2 separate regions of the Mus musculus genome follow, and region 1 is linked to region 2. The links are chromatin contacts, found by Hi-C or POLR2A ChIA-PET in ENCODE. All regions are on one chromosome and are shown on one strand. The core of a region is the stretch at or near the end of the contact, and the rest is flanking DNA. Distances in the headings are between cores, read along the strand shown. Region 1 overlaps Gm34276 (a long non-coding RNA gene). Region 2 has its middle 42 kb from the start of Gm29676.

Region 1 (6,420 bases), core at 1,243-3,742, 240 kb before region 2:
CAGGCTGGCCTCAGATCTGGTATTCAGGCTAGACTGGTCTTGAACTCCAGCTCCTCTTGCTTCTACCTCCCACTGTCTAGTTTGCAGCACCATACCTGGCTGCTGCTTGTTGGGTTTTGCTTCCCTATTCTTTCTTCATCTAGAAACCGATGTCCTCTCCAGGGTTTGCTGGAACACACTCTATTTATGGAACGAAGTCTTGCTTGAGTCTAAAGTCACATTCATACACAAAGCCAATTAAAGTCTTTGAGCTAAATGATTGCAATTTTGTCCTTAGACACTAAGTATTTGGGAGTGTTTGAACAGTGGCGAGGGTGGTGGCGCTCTGGCTGGATGTGCTACAGGTATAAAACTAAGAAGCCTTCCAAGGGTGATGTCGAGCAGAAGGGAGTAGAGCACATGACAGTGCTTTGTCTTTAAGCAGAAGAGCTGAGATCCAGCTGAGCCAGGTGACAGTGGAGGTCTGTGTAGCAAGGGCTTGTTCCTAAAGGGGCCACCAGCTTAAATGTCCCGCGCCACCAGTGCTGCTGCAGGAAGTCCACAGGGTCTGTGACTGTTGAGACCTTGTGCTGTCCAATGACATGCTCCAAGCTCCCATGCTGACCTACTTTGTATGAAAAACGGATAGCATCAAATCATGTCTCAGTCACCGTCCTTAAGGGCTCAGTGACTTCCAGTGGTGAGTGGCACCAGAAACAGAAACTGTAGAGACTGTTTCTCACCCAATAGAAAGTTGAGGTTCTATCAGACAATAAGGACTTGTATAGTTTCTTTCTTTCTTTTTAATTTCTTTTTGACACATGGCCTCGTGCACTGAGTCTAGCCCTTCCCGGGTAGCCAAAGCTGACCTTGAATTGCTGATCCTTTTAACTCTACCTCTCAAGTGCTGGGATTACTGGCCTACATACCTGGTTGTAGACAGTGCTGGGAATGAGCCCAGGGTGTCATGCTAAACAGGCAGTTTACTGACTAACTTCATCCCAAGCCTCAATTTCATCCCTTAAAAAAAAAGTCAAGTCCCATTCCATGTACTTGCCCACTGCATTTTGTTGATCCTCTCACCTGCTGATGGACACCTACACTGTTTCTGCCTCATGGCCTTTGTGTAAAGGACTGCCACGAACGTGGTCAGTGCCCAGATGTGTCTTTGCAACCCGGCTTTCAATTCCTTCGAGTAGGCTTACTGGATCCCGGGAGTGGCGTTGCTAGAGTGTACGGTTAATTATATGTCTGATACTTTAGGTAGCCATGACATGGCTTTCCATTGCATTTGCACCTTTAGCACACTCCCCAGCAGTGTGTAAGGGCTCCAGTTTCTCTATATCCTCACCAATGCTAATTTCCTATGCCTGTGCACACACTCGTGTGCTCATAGTAGATTTTCTGATGGGTGTGAGGAAAGATCTCCGTGAGTATCGATTTGTCTTCTCCTAATCATTAGTGAGGCTAACTATCTTTCCGTGTGTTATTGGCCAGAGGACTTTCATGGAATAGGAAGGGTTAAAAGTATGAGAACTCACCCTTTAACAAGCTTAAATAGTTGTTTCAGCTGGGCGGGCGTGGTGGCGCATGCCTTTAATCCCAGCACTCGGGAGGCAGAGGCAGGTGGATTTCTGAGTTCGAGGCCAGCCTGGTCTACAAAGTGAGTTCCAGGACAGCCAGGGCTATACAGAGAAACCCTGTCTTGAAAAACTAAAACAAACAACAACAACAAAAAAAACCCAAAAAACCAACAACAACAAAGAAGAACAAGAGGGCTGGTGAGATGGCTCAGTGGTTAAGAGCACTGACTACTCTACCGAAGGCCCCGAGTTCAAATCCCAGCAACCACATGGTAGCTCACAACCATCCGTAAAAAGATATGACTCCCTCTTCTGGTGTGTCTGAAGACAGCTACAGTGTACTTACATATAATAAATAAATAAATCTTTAAAAAGAAAAACCAAGAACAAAAACAAATAGTTGTTTCAATGTCTTCTTACGTTCTTACTATTTCTCTGGTGTGGGGCCATATTTCACTGTGTTTATTTTGCCTAGACAAAAAATTTTAAAGGCTTTTGGCTAAACCATGGTAAAGTTTAATCCTTTCCTGAAACAGATAGTTCAAGACCTGGGGGCTCTAGAAAGCTGGTGATTCCCCCCCCCTCCCCCCGTGTAGGAAAAGATTTTTTTGTCTTTATTCATTGGGACTTGTTAGGATAGGAGAACTGAGCTCTGAGAAATAAAACCTCTATGCACGGCCCATGGACCTAAAGGACAGCCATCTGGCACGCCCAGCTCTAGTTCTCGGGGTTGTAGTGATCTTTGGTGGTGCCTTGGCTTTTCGTAACATCTCAAATGTGACAGTCTACCATTAACTGCCACCAAGGGGAATTAAGGGAACGGCTTGTGGCCAGCCTGGGGTGAAACTCAGGGTACAGCAGCTGCCTGCAGAGTCGGGTTTCAGAGCACAACCAGGGTTGGGCAGTGGCATGGGGCCAGGTGGCAGTTGAGGTGGCAAGTGATCAGCGGGACAGATTGGTACAGCATGTGGGCATTCCCTGGGGATTCCCAAAGCGATCTGTAGTAGGGAGCTGGCCAGGTCTAACTTTCTTGCTGTCAAGCACAATGAGGCTTGTTGGTCTGATTTGGGTATCGCAGGGAATAGTCTCAGGCTGATGAAGTCATTCTCCTTTGCCCCTCCCTTCCATCTGCCAGTTCTAGGTGGGTACCCTAGTGGTGCTCATGCATGTGCCCTGTATATGGGCATGGCTGTTCTTAATGGATGCCATCCACCCTGTTTAGTAAGATGGGCTTACTGATTTGGCTGGCTAGCCAGGACGCCTGTCTCTACCTCCCTAGGACTGAGGTTATAAATTCATTCCCTCATTCCTGGTTGTTCGATGTGAATTCTGAGCATCAAACTCAGGTCCTCAGGCATGAGGGACAAACACTGTACTGACTAGGTCATCTCCCCAGGCTGTCAAAATGGGGTCTTAGGGGTACAAGCCCTTGCACAAAGCCTGAAAGTGTGAGTTTATCACCAGAATACAAGGTAGAAGAAGGAGAGAACCAACTCCTGAAAGTTGTCCTCTGTCCTCTGCACTGGTGTCTGCCTGCCTCTGTCTTTCTGTCACTCTGTCTTTCCCACACATTAATAATAAATAAAATAGCGAGAAATAGAGATTACAGGGAGGTCCAGACACAAACGTGAAAAGCGTCCCTAAGCAGGGGTTTTCTGTTAAGAGTTTTGAATAGGAAATGTTGCTTTGATAAAGGTTGGCAGCATTTGAAAGTGCATCTTGGTGTAAGTCCTGGTCATTTGACCTACAATCAGAAGGGTTGCATCAGACTAGCTGTTTTCATATTTTCCCCCTCTAAGTTCTGGGGTGCTGAGACACCCCCCAGGGACCGTGAAAGCAGAAGCTCTGTCTGACCCTCATCAGAGAACTTCCCTCCTGACTTCTAGGCTGTGGGACGATGTCACAGCTGAGGAAGGCTGGGGGACCCAAGGCTGTCAAGGCTCTGCAAATCAACTTCTCTGCTTTTATGAGCATTGCGGTGATTGTGGCAATGATATTATTACTTTGCACTTACTACGACTCTGTGAATTGATTTATAAGATGATACTCCCACCCAGAAAACAAAAGTCTGGCTTGCCTGGGCCTAATGATCCCCTCTTCCTTAGCTTCTAAGTACTGAGATTACAGATCTATACTGTCACATCTGGCTAAGATGACACTTAAAGAAGAGTAATACAACTATATGTATGTATGTATATATATATATATATATATATATATATACACACACACATATATATGTGTATATGTGTGTCTTTAAATTCTAGCTCCACAAAGTAGAGAAACATGCAGTGTTTGTGTTTCTAAATCTAGCTTATTTTGCTTAACATAATGGCTTCTCGTTCTTCCCATTCTCTTGTATGCGCTGCAATTTCATTTTTTTCTTATACACCAGTCACGGTGGCAGATGTTTTTAATCCCAGCATACAAAACATTGTTGTTTATAGTTGCATGAAATTCAAGGAACCACACTTTCTTACTTTAAAAAAGATTTTATTTATGTATTTTATGTATACGGGTGTTTTGTCCACATGTATGTCTGCACACCAGAAGAAGGTATTGGATCCCATGGGCTACAGTTAGAGATGTTTGAGAGCCACCAGGTGGGTGCTTGGAATTGAACCCAGGACTTCTGAAGAGCAGCCAGGGCTTTTAACCACTGACCCATCTCGCTAGACCCTGAACCACATTTTCTTTATCCCTCCTCTGTTGATGGACACCTAGGTTGGTTGATTCTAATACCTGGCTTCTGTAGACAGAACAGCTATGAACATAGATGTGCAAATATGTTGACTTAGCATCTTTTGGATGTATGTCTGAACATCCAGACATACGATAGTTCTGTTTTTAGTTTTCTTTAAACCTTCCATGCTGATTTCCACAGTGGCTGTACTAGTTAAATTGCCAGTAGTAGTGAGTCCTCTTTCTCAACAATGTCTTCTTGGTAACAGCCATAGTCCAGTTGTGCGATCTACATTATGTAATATAGATAGTTATTGCATGTTATGCTATACAGATACTAATATAGAATGTAATCATTTAAACATGGCTGCATATTTCTCAGTGTTTGGGAATTGGGAATCAGTGTCCTACTGAGTGCAGAGAGTTTATTGTTGGAGGAAAAATTTGTTATGGTTGAATCTGGAATGTCCTTCACAGGCTCAGGTTTTGAACGCCTGTTCCCCAACTGGGCATTTTTAGGACTTTAGACGAAGACCCAAAGAGCAAGTGATTTCTCATTTAAAATTAAAAAGGAATACAGGAAAGAAATATCCTTTTGTCAGTGTCCTTTCTTGTTAGTGTTTTAGTCACCTCTGTGTCACCGTGACTAAAATACCCAACAGGGGGAAAACCATTTAGGAAAGAGAGAGTCACTGGAGCTGATGACTTTAGGGGGGTTTTGGTTCATCATAGGAGGAAGGTATAACAACAGCAAAGTGTCGGGGAGGAGACTTACAACACAGCAAACTAGGAAGCAGGGAGGAAGGCGGGAGCCAGGGGCCAGGTAGAGCTTTCAAAGACCTGCCTCCACCTCCACCAGTGAGAACCCACCTTAGAAGTTTCCCAACCTCCGTTTTGATTGTCTTTGGATATTATTTGATCAGGTGGCATTTCTGCTTGATCAGAAATTACATATGTTAATAAATTTTAGAATTAAAAGGCAAGCCAACTCTAGTAGAGCCAAGAGGCATTCTTTGGAGTATGGGCTTTTTGCTTTTAACTGGTTGGCTAGTTATCTTGATGTGTTTGATAGATGGAGCTAAGAAGAGACCATGAGATGGTGTGGCACTGGTGGGAGAGAGGGATAAGCGCTCCTGAGCCTCGGGTCCATCCTCCACTAAAATGTAACAACAGAGACCTGGTAAAGTCCAAAGTGATGAGACATGGCTAAGATGACAAACCCCCAAATGAGGTTTCCCTAATGAGGTGGGGCGACGCCTGGAAAACAGCTGATGCCTGCCTAGTCAGAGGAGGGGCTTTCCGCCAAAGGCTCACCAAGGAAGAGGAAAGGGGAAATGAGAAGGGGAAATGACATGAAAAGTCTAAATCAAGGGACCAACCTAAGTAATTGTTGACAGATCAGGAGCCGAAAAGGAAGTTGAGTCAAATAGTATTACTTTGAAATATCGATGGCCTTGAATTTCTATTCCTCCTGCTTCTTCCTCTTGGGTGAACATCTATGCACTGCCATGCCTGCTTCATACAGTGCTGGGTCTTGTGCCCACCAGAGAAACACTCTCCAGCTGGGCTACGTCCCAGCCTCCAATCTTCTCTTCTAACAAGGGCGCTCAGATTACTTGATTTTTACTCTAAGTGCCTTCTTAAAGACCCGATTGCCAAATGCAGTCACTTTCCGAGGTTCTAGGACTTATGGCTTCAAAATTCAAATGGGGACAGGGCAGGGAATCCATATAATTCAGCTCCTATCATGACTGAATAATGAATGTAATTACCCACTTTTGTAGAACCTCTATACATTAAATATAGAGCCCTCTCCGCCTTTGCACAGAGTTTTCCATGTATGACATTAGCATCCCCTTGCATCTTGCAGCTTCAGCACCAAGGTTGCACCTGCATGCCCTGCTCAGACATGCACATTCTGGCTTCCCACTCCAGATCTACTAGATTAGCTAGCTATCCTAGACTCTAGGTGAGCCTCAGGCCTGCCTCATTGGAGAACCTGGCGTTGGCAGTTTGGGTACAGGACAGCTGAGGCACAGAGCTGGTTTCAGTTGTGAATTCTGGTCATGCTGTTCCAGAGTCCTTTTCTAAAGGATGGCTCTCTTGAGGCATTAGGTTATGATTGATGGCTGGGGGCTGTCATACAGCAGCAATTAAATCAGTGCTCATCTGTCTT
Region 2 (5,719 bases), core at 3,049-5,548:
TATGGTTGGGTGGGTCTCTATACATTATTCTGATCTACACTATTGTGTATCTAGTTCCTCAGCAATTAGAGCTTTTCCTGGTCACTCTGTGCTTCTCCACCACATTTTCTTGATCAGGCTAAAGTGTGGGAGTGACTCTGGAATCTTCCTCCTCCTCCTCCTCCTCCTCCTCCTCCTCCTCCTCCTCCTCCTCTTCCTCCTCCTCCTCCTTGTCACAGCCTACACTCCAGCTATCAGTAGGATTCCTATAATACAGATACCCAACCTTTTGCTCACAGCTGTCAAGACTGAGTCAGCCTTCGTTGGATTCTTGTGTAAAAATCTTCCGGGGCCTTCTTGACTCATTCTGTTAGTGTCAGTGATAAAGTTACTGCCTCTCGACTCCAAACTATGCTTCTTTTATGCTGCTGGAGCTCAGCTACTGAACCCCTGAAAGCCCCATCTCTGCTTTGTTCTCGGACTCTAACAAAGTTGGGCCCAACAGAAAGGCTGCCAGAGGGAGGAGAAAGCAGGGTCGTGATTCTTCCTGGGTTGCTTTCTGTGACTTCCTGTTGGCCTGCAGGTCCTAGGAACAGCACCTCAGCCATTTCCCCATGGAGTTCTTTCCTTTATCAGAAGTTCAATTCTCTTTGCAAACTTCCCCTCACTGGAGAACTAGCCTCATAGCACTTCTTCAAGGACAACTCTCTTGTTGTCTCAGAGGTCTGGGCTCCAACCCAGCGTCTAACTTTGATAATCTAGTACCATCTTCCTGTTTTCCCACCTCTAAGGATGGAGACAGTTTCCCTCCATGGTTATTTCAAAGGCATCTTGATTTCTTTTTCTAGCCTTTCACTTACCAGGATGTCGACTTTATATTGAGGTTCTTTGTGTGTGTGTATGTGTGTGTATGTTCTGTTTTGTTGTTTTGTTTTTTCATTAAATTAGTGTGGTGGTTTGAATATGCTTGGCCCAAGGAGCGGCACTATTAAGAGGTGAAGTCTTGTTGGAGTAGGTGTGGCCTTGTTGGAGGAAGTGTGTCACTGTGGGGGTGGGCTTTGAGACCCTCCTCCTAGCTGCCTGAGGAGTCAGTCTTCTGTTTGCCTTCGGAACAAGATGTAGAACCCTCAGCTCCTCCAGTGCCCTACCTTCCTGAATGCTTCCGGCCATGATGATAATGGACTGAACCTCAGAACTAGTGAGCCAGCCCCAATTAAATGTCCTTTGTAAGAGCTGCCTTGTTCATGGTGTCTCTTCACAGTAATGAAACCCTAAGACAATTAGCATTGTTGAAATAACTGGTGTGTCTCTGTCTCCAAATGGGGACTAGATATGTCAAGTCCAGGTCAACGTTCTCACTTATGATTTGGCGTCTGCTTCTCTTGGAAAAGCCCCCCCCCTCCCTCCCTTCCACATGATCTTCTACCCTTCTTGGCTATTTGGCAAACATAACAATCCTTCTCTTGCTCAGAGCGTTCAATATTTCTGCCTCCTCCAAACACTGCTTCACAATTCTGTAGGCTTCTGTTTAGATCTTCCTGTAATGTATTCTCTTTTATAAGACTTTCCAGGAAAACCCTTCAACACTCCATACACACTCTTCTCCATCTTTTTCTTAATTTTGTCTATTTTTTCCACAGTCTCTATCACTATCTATGTTAGCAAACAAAATACGTGAGGTAATTAATTGATAAAGATGAAGAGGTTCATTTTGCTCCATAATTTCAGTTCCTGGTCACTTGGTGTTGTTGCTTTAGGGCCTGTGACCGAACAGTACACCATGATGGAAGTATGTGGCAGAGGAAAATTTTTATATACTTGCAGTTGGCAAGAAAACAGAGACGAGGGACCAAAGTTTCAGTGGTTTTCAGTGGTATGCACCCAACCTCTGAACAAAGTCCTACCTCCCAAAGATCCACTACCTCTCAGGAACACTAGGACTACGGACCAAACCTTGTACCAATGGCCCTTTAGGGGACACTCAAAATCAAATTGGATCCGCATCTAAGTCCACTTGCTTATGCACTTGTTAACTGGCTCTTTCCTTTGAGTAGAAGCTGCTGGAGACCAGAGACTTCTGCTTCAGTGACTTCTACATCTCAGAACTTGCAATAGCATCTGGTACCTTAAGTGCTTGATATATATATATATATATATATATATATATATATATATATATATCCACTGAATGAAGAAAGTGTTGACATTCTGAACTCTTGGGACTAAGAACTACCCAGGTCAAAGTGTTCTGTATAATGAAGACTCTGATGTAATAGAGACATCAGGAACAGCAAGAACTAACCCTTATTCTTGAAGATTTAGCATCCTTCCCTGTTTCTCTCCATTGTTGCTGGTAGACCTAAGAAACAAAATCTGATGCTGAACCTGTGTCATTTCCTCTCTGCCTTAGATGTCCTGCTGATGTCTTTTGAAATGGTGATAGGACTAGAGAGAATGCCCCAAGTCTATCTGCTCCTCTGAGCTCAGTTCACAAGGAAAAGGTGTGAGAGTGAGGGTTGTTGCCATTTTGTTTTTTGCTTCTGAGACACTTTGTGCTCCATAGCCCTGTCTGGTTGGGTATTCACAATATTGACCAGGCTGGTCTTAAAGACATGGTAATTCCCCTGTCTCATCCTCTAGAGTGGTAGGATTAGGTTGTTGGCTTTTTTGTTGTCATCTCCACAGAGGCTGTATCTTTAAGGGTGTGTGGTGGGGATCGGGGTATCTCATTTCTAACATGGAGCCTAGCTCTCTAATCCAGGAGAGCTAATAATACTCTTAGACCAAGAAGAGGAGAGGCAAGAATTTATCATCAGCAATTACTGACTTATTATCCTCACAAGATTGAAGGTTGAACCAACCCTAAATCCGACTCACTGCAAGTTATCCCCTGCCCTGTTGCATTGTGGGTGAGCTCCGTGGATTACAATGGCAGCTGCTGGGTTCTCACTGCCGTGAGTCACCTGTTATTTCATGTTTGCCTTGGATCCCAGCCCCGTGGGTTTCAGAAGGTGCTGAGCTGGCCAGTGTTCTTGGCTTGAGAACACAGGTGTGACCGGTGCCGTGTGAAATGCTAGCAGCAGCTAGAGCCGAGGATCTGATAGGAAGCTTGACGTACTGGCTTTCATCGGCTCTGCTTTGCTTGGCCACATGTGACCCTGCACTTGGCAGAGTGAGGGCTGAATCAGGCTCCAGACAGCTTCTTTCACGGTCCTGTTTTGGCTCTTAAATAACGAACTGAAGCAACCCTGTGATGCTTGGGGCTGTCTGCACTGTCTTTAAATCCAGTGACCTGTGAGAAAAGATTCTTAAGCATACAGAACCCGTTCTTCCAAGGATTTCGGTTTAGAATTTTATTTTTCTCTCTTTCTGATTTTGCAACTATGATTATTGTTTGCCGAGCCCCATTTGAAACCAAAATCCTGAATTCTATTAACTCATCTTTTTCAGGACTTACTAAGTTAAGTTAATTAATTAACTGTTTGCTTGTTTATTTATTTATTGTATCCTTTATGTTTATGCCTATAGATGCTGGAAGAAGGTATTGGATTCTCTGGAAATTGACTTACAGGCAGTTGTTAGCTGCCCGATTGTAGTGCTGAGAACCAAACTCTGGCCATTTGTATAAGCATCAAGCACTCTTAACCTCTGAGCCTTCTTTCTAGCCCCGATGATTTAACTCTTGAAGTACAGATTGCAAGCAGGTTACAAAGCAGCCAGAACACCCTGAACTGTGCTAGAGAAACACGCACATGACTTGGTTGTTGTCCTCAGGAAGGGCACGATTTAGAGAAACAGGAGACGTGAATGGTCACTGATAACAAGACTGGAATATATGCAGGCATTAGATTGTTTGTGTAGATACAAGTGCTCTAGAAACTCAGGGCCAGTGCGATGGCTCCGTGGGTAAAGGCAACTCCTGTTTAAACCTGATGACCTGAGTTCCATCCCTGTCTACATAATAAATAGACAACTTCTGCAAGTTGTCCTCTAACTCTCACACATGCGTAGTCATATATGAATGCCCATATGTGCTCATTCATGTATGTGCACATGCAGACCACCAAATTTGTTTCAAAGAAACTTAGGAAATGCATAGATAATTATTGAGCTGTGTACTTTGAAGGAAGCATCCTTCGAGTCGGAGGTGGCCTTTAGAAAATAGTGGGCATCTGGAGTGATTAAGAGAAAGGGAAAGGGCTGTTAGGCCAGTGGCCCTTGAATAGGGCTCGGGTACGACTGTGAAAGAACCTGTGGTGTTATGCAAGCGGGAGAAACCTATCCAAGGGAGTCATTAGAAAGCGAGATGAGCAGATGGGAAAGGACAGAACCTTGGAGGACGCCCAGTGCGGGTGAGCAGACAGGATGTGTGCACGAAAAGAGATAATCCGCACTGTTGTTTGTACAATTTAAAATACTAAAAGAAGACACGAGGGGAGGATGAGAAATACTTGGCAGTCCATCTCGAGAACCAAGAGAAAGACACAAACAAGGGATGCTTCAGAGGAGGAAGGAAACACCAGGGCTGGCTTTAGAACAGATTTCTGAGGGGAATGCCACAGGATAGTGAAGAGAGGGCAGAGGGCTAAGAGGAGGGGTTAATGTAAGTGAAGGGGCCCCAAAGTGAAGATGATGCTAGCAGGTCTCCGGTTAATGAGGAAGATGGGTATTGACTCAGCATAAGGATTCTAAGGCAAGGTAGAGCTTCTGTAACAGTCACACTGGGGACAGGACTCAGGATGGACAGGAACAACAGAGTACTAACGCATCTGCCCCAGCCAAGTGCTAGCTGGCTTGGGGTGAGCTTGTGGTGCCCTGGTTCTGAACCTGGGTCTTCTGTATTCAATACCTTTTCTCAATGCTGCGACAAATCACCCAACCCAAGCAGTGTAAGGAAGCAAGGGCTCATTTGGGCTCACCGTTTGAGGGGACACAGCCCCGTGTTGAGGGGAAGGCACCATGGTGGTAGGAATATGAGGTGGTGACATTATGGCCACAATCAGGAAGCAGAGAGAGATTAATCCCCCTGCTCTTTAGATGTTTTCTGTTTTACTTTTTATTCATTTCTGGGAGTCCAGCCTACCCATGATGCTTCTAGGTCTTCCCTCATCAATTAGCTCTCTCTGGAAAGGTTCATACCACAGGCTTGTGTCCTAGTTGATTCTAAATCCCATTGAACTAACACTGATGGTGAACATTCTTCCCTTTTTTAGTTGCCTTATGGGGTTCAAGGGTTCAGGTTGTAGTGTGGATGAGTAAGGTTATGAAGGGTGAAGTGTGGTTGCTATGACAGCAATGGTTGCACAGCTCAGCACAAGGTCTAAAAGACTTGGGAAGATGGGAGATACAAAGAGAGCTTTCTTGACTAGTGGATCCTGTGTGGACACAGAATTGCCTTATGCTGATGAGATTCTGGGGTGAATTTCTGTGTCCTGAAGTTAGAAGGAGACTGTTTAAGAAAGAAAGACAGTAGGTGTTGCCCTGATATGTCTCTAAATTAAGAAAATTGTAAACAGTAGCATGAGACATGGTATTAATAACTTATGCAGAACATCATGGGACAAACCAGTCCTTATGTTTCTGTGAATTCTTAATGTTTTCCGTCCAAACCTTCTTTAGATAATATCTGGATGGATTTTTACAGAGGTTAAATAACAGGAATGGTGCTGAGCTTGGAAACTTGGCTCTCTTTTCTATTTGAAACATCTTGAGAAATGATCTCCTCATTTCCCCTTGATTG

The links. Hi-C counts contacts between places; a loop is a spot of excess contacts on that map. ChIA-PET counts read pairs that join two places held with the same protein, here RNA polymerase II (POLR2A).
Region 1: a map of gastrocnemius shows a loop between it and region 2 (4-fold over the local background). The contact joins two enhancer-like sites. A Hi-C loop is called at or near these places in 1 of 37 maps with a recorded cell type or tissue (gastrocnemius). POLR2A ChIA-PET finds 5 or more read pairs at or near these places in 1 of 5 experiments (embryonic stem cell).

Annotation. Positions count from the first base shown.
Region 1 is chr13:44,537,584-44,544,003 of GRCm38, reverse strand. The region is part of intron 3 of Gm34276 (a long non-coding RNA gene); the gene reads left to right. Among named protein-coding and RNA genes, the nearest start is that of Gm34276, 28 kb to the left of the region's middle. Within about 2 kb of position 2,492, at least 1 of the 3 ENCODE cell types and tissues checked has a DNase peak (open chromatin) inside an H3K27ac peak, as active enhancers do; it is gastrocnemius, where a contact is called at or near this core.
Region 2 is chr13:44,299,417-44,305,135 of GRCm38, reverse strand. No RefSeq gene overlaps it. Among named protein-coding and RNA genes, the nearest start is that of Gm29676, 42 kb to the right of the region's middle. Within about 2 kb of position 4,298, at least 1 of the 3 ENCODE cell types and tissues checked has a DNase peak (open chromatin) inside an H3K27ac peak, as active enhancers do; it is gastrocnemius, where a contact is called at or near this core.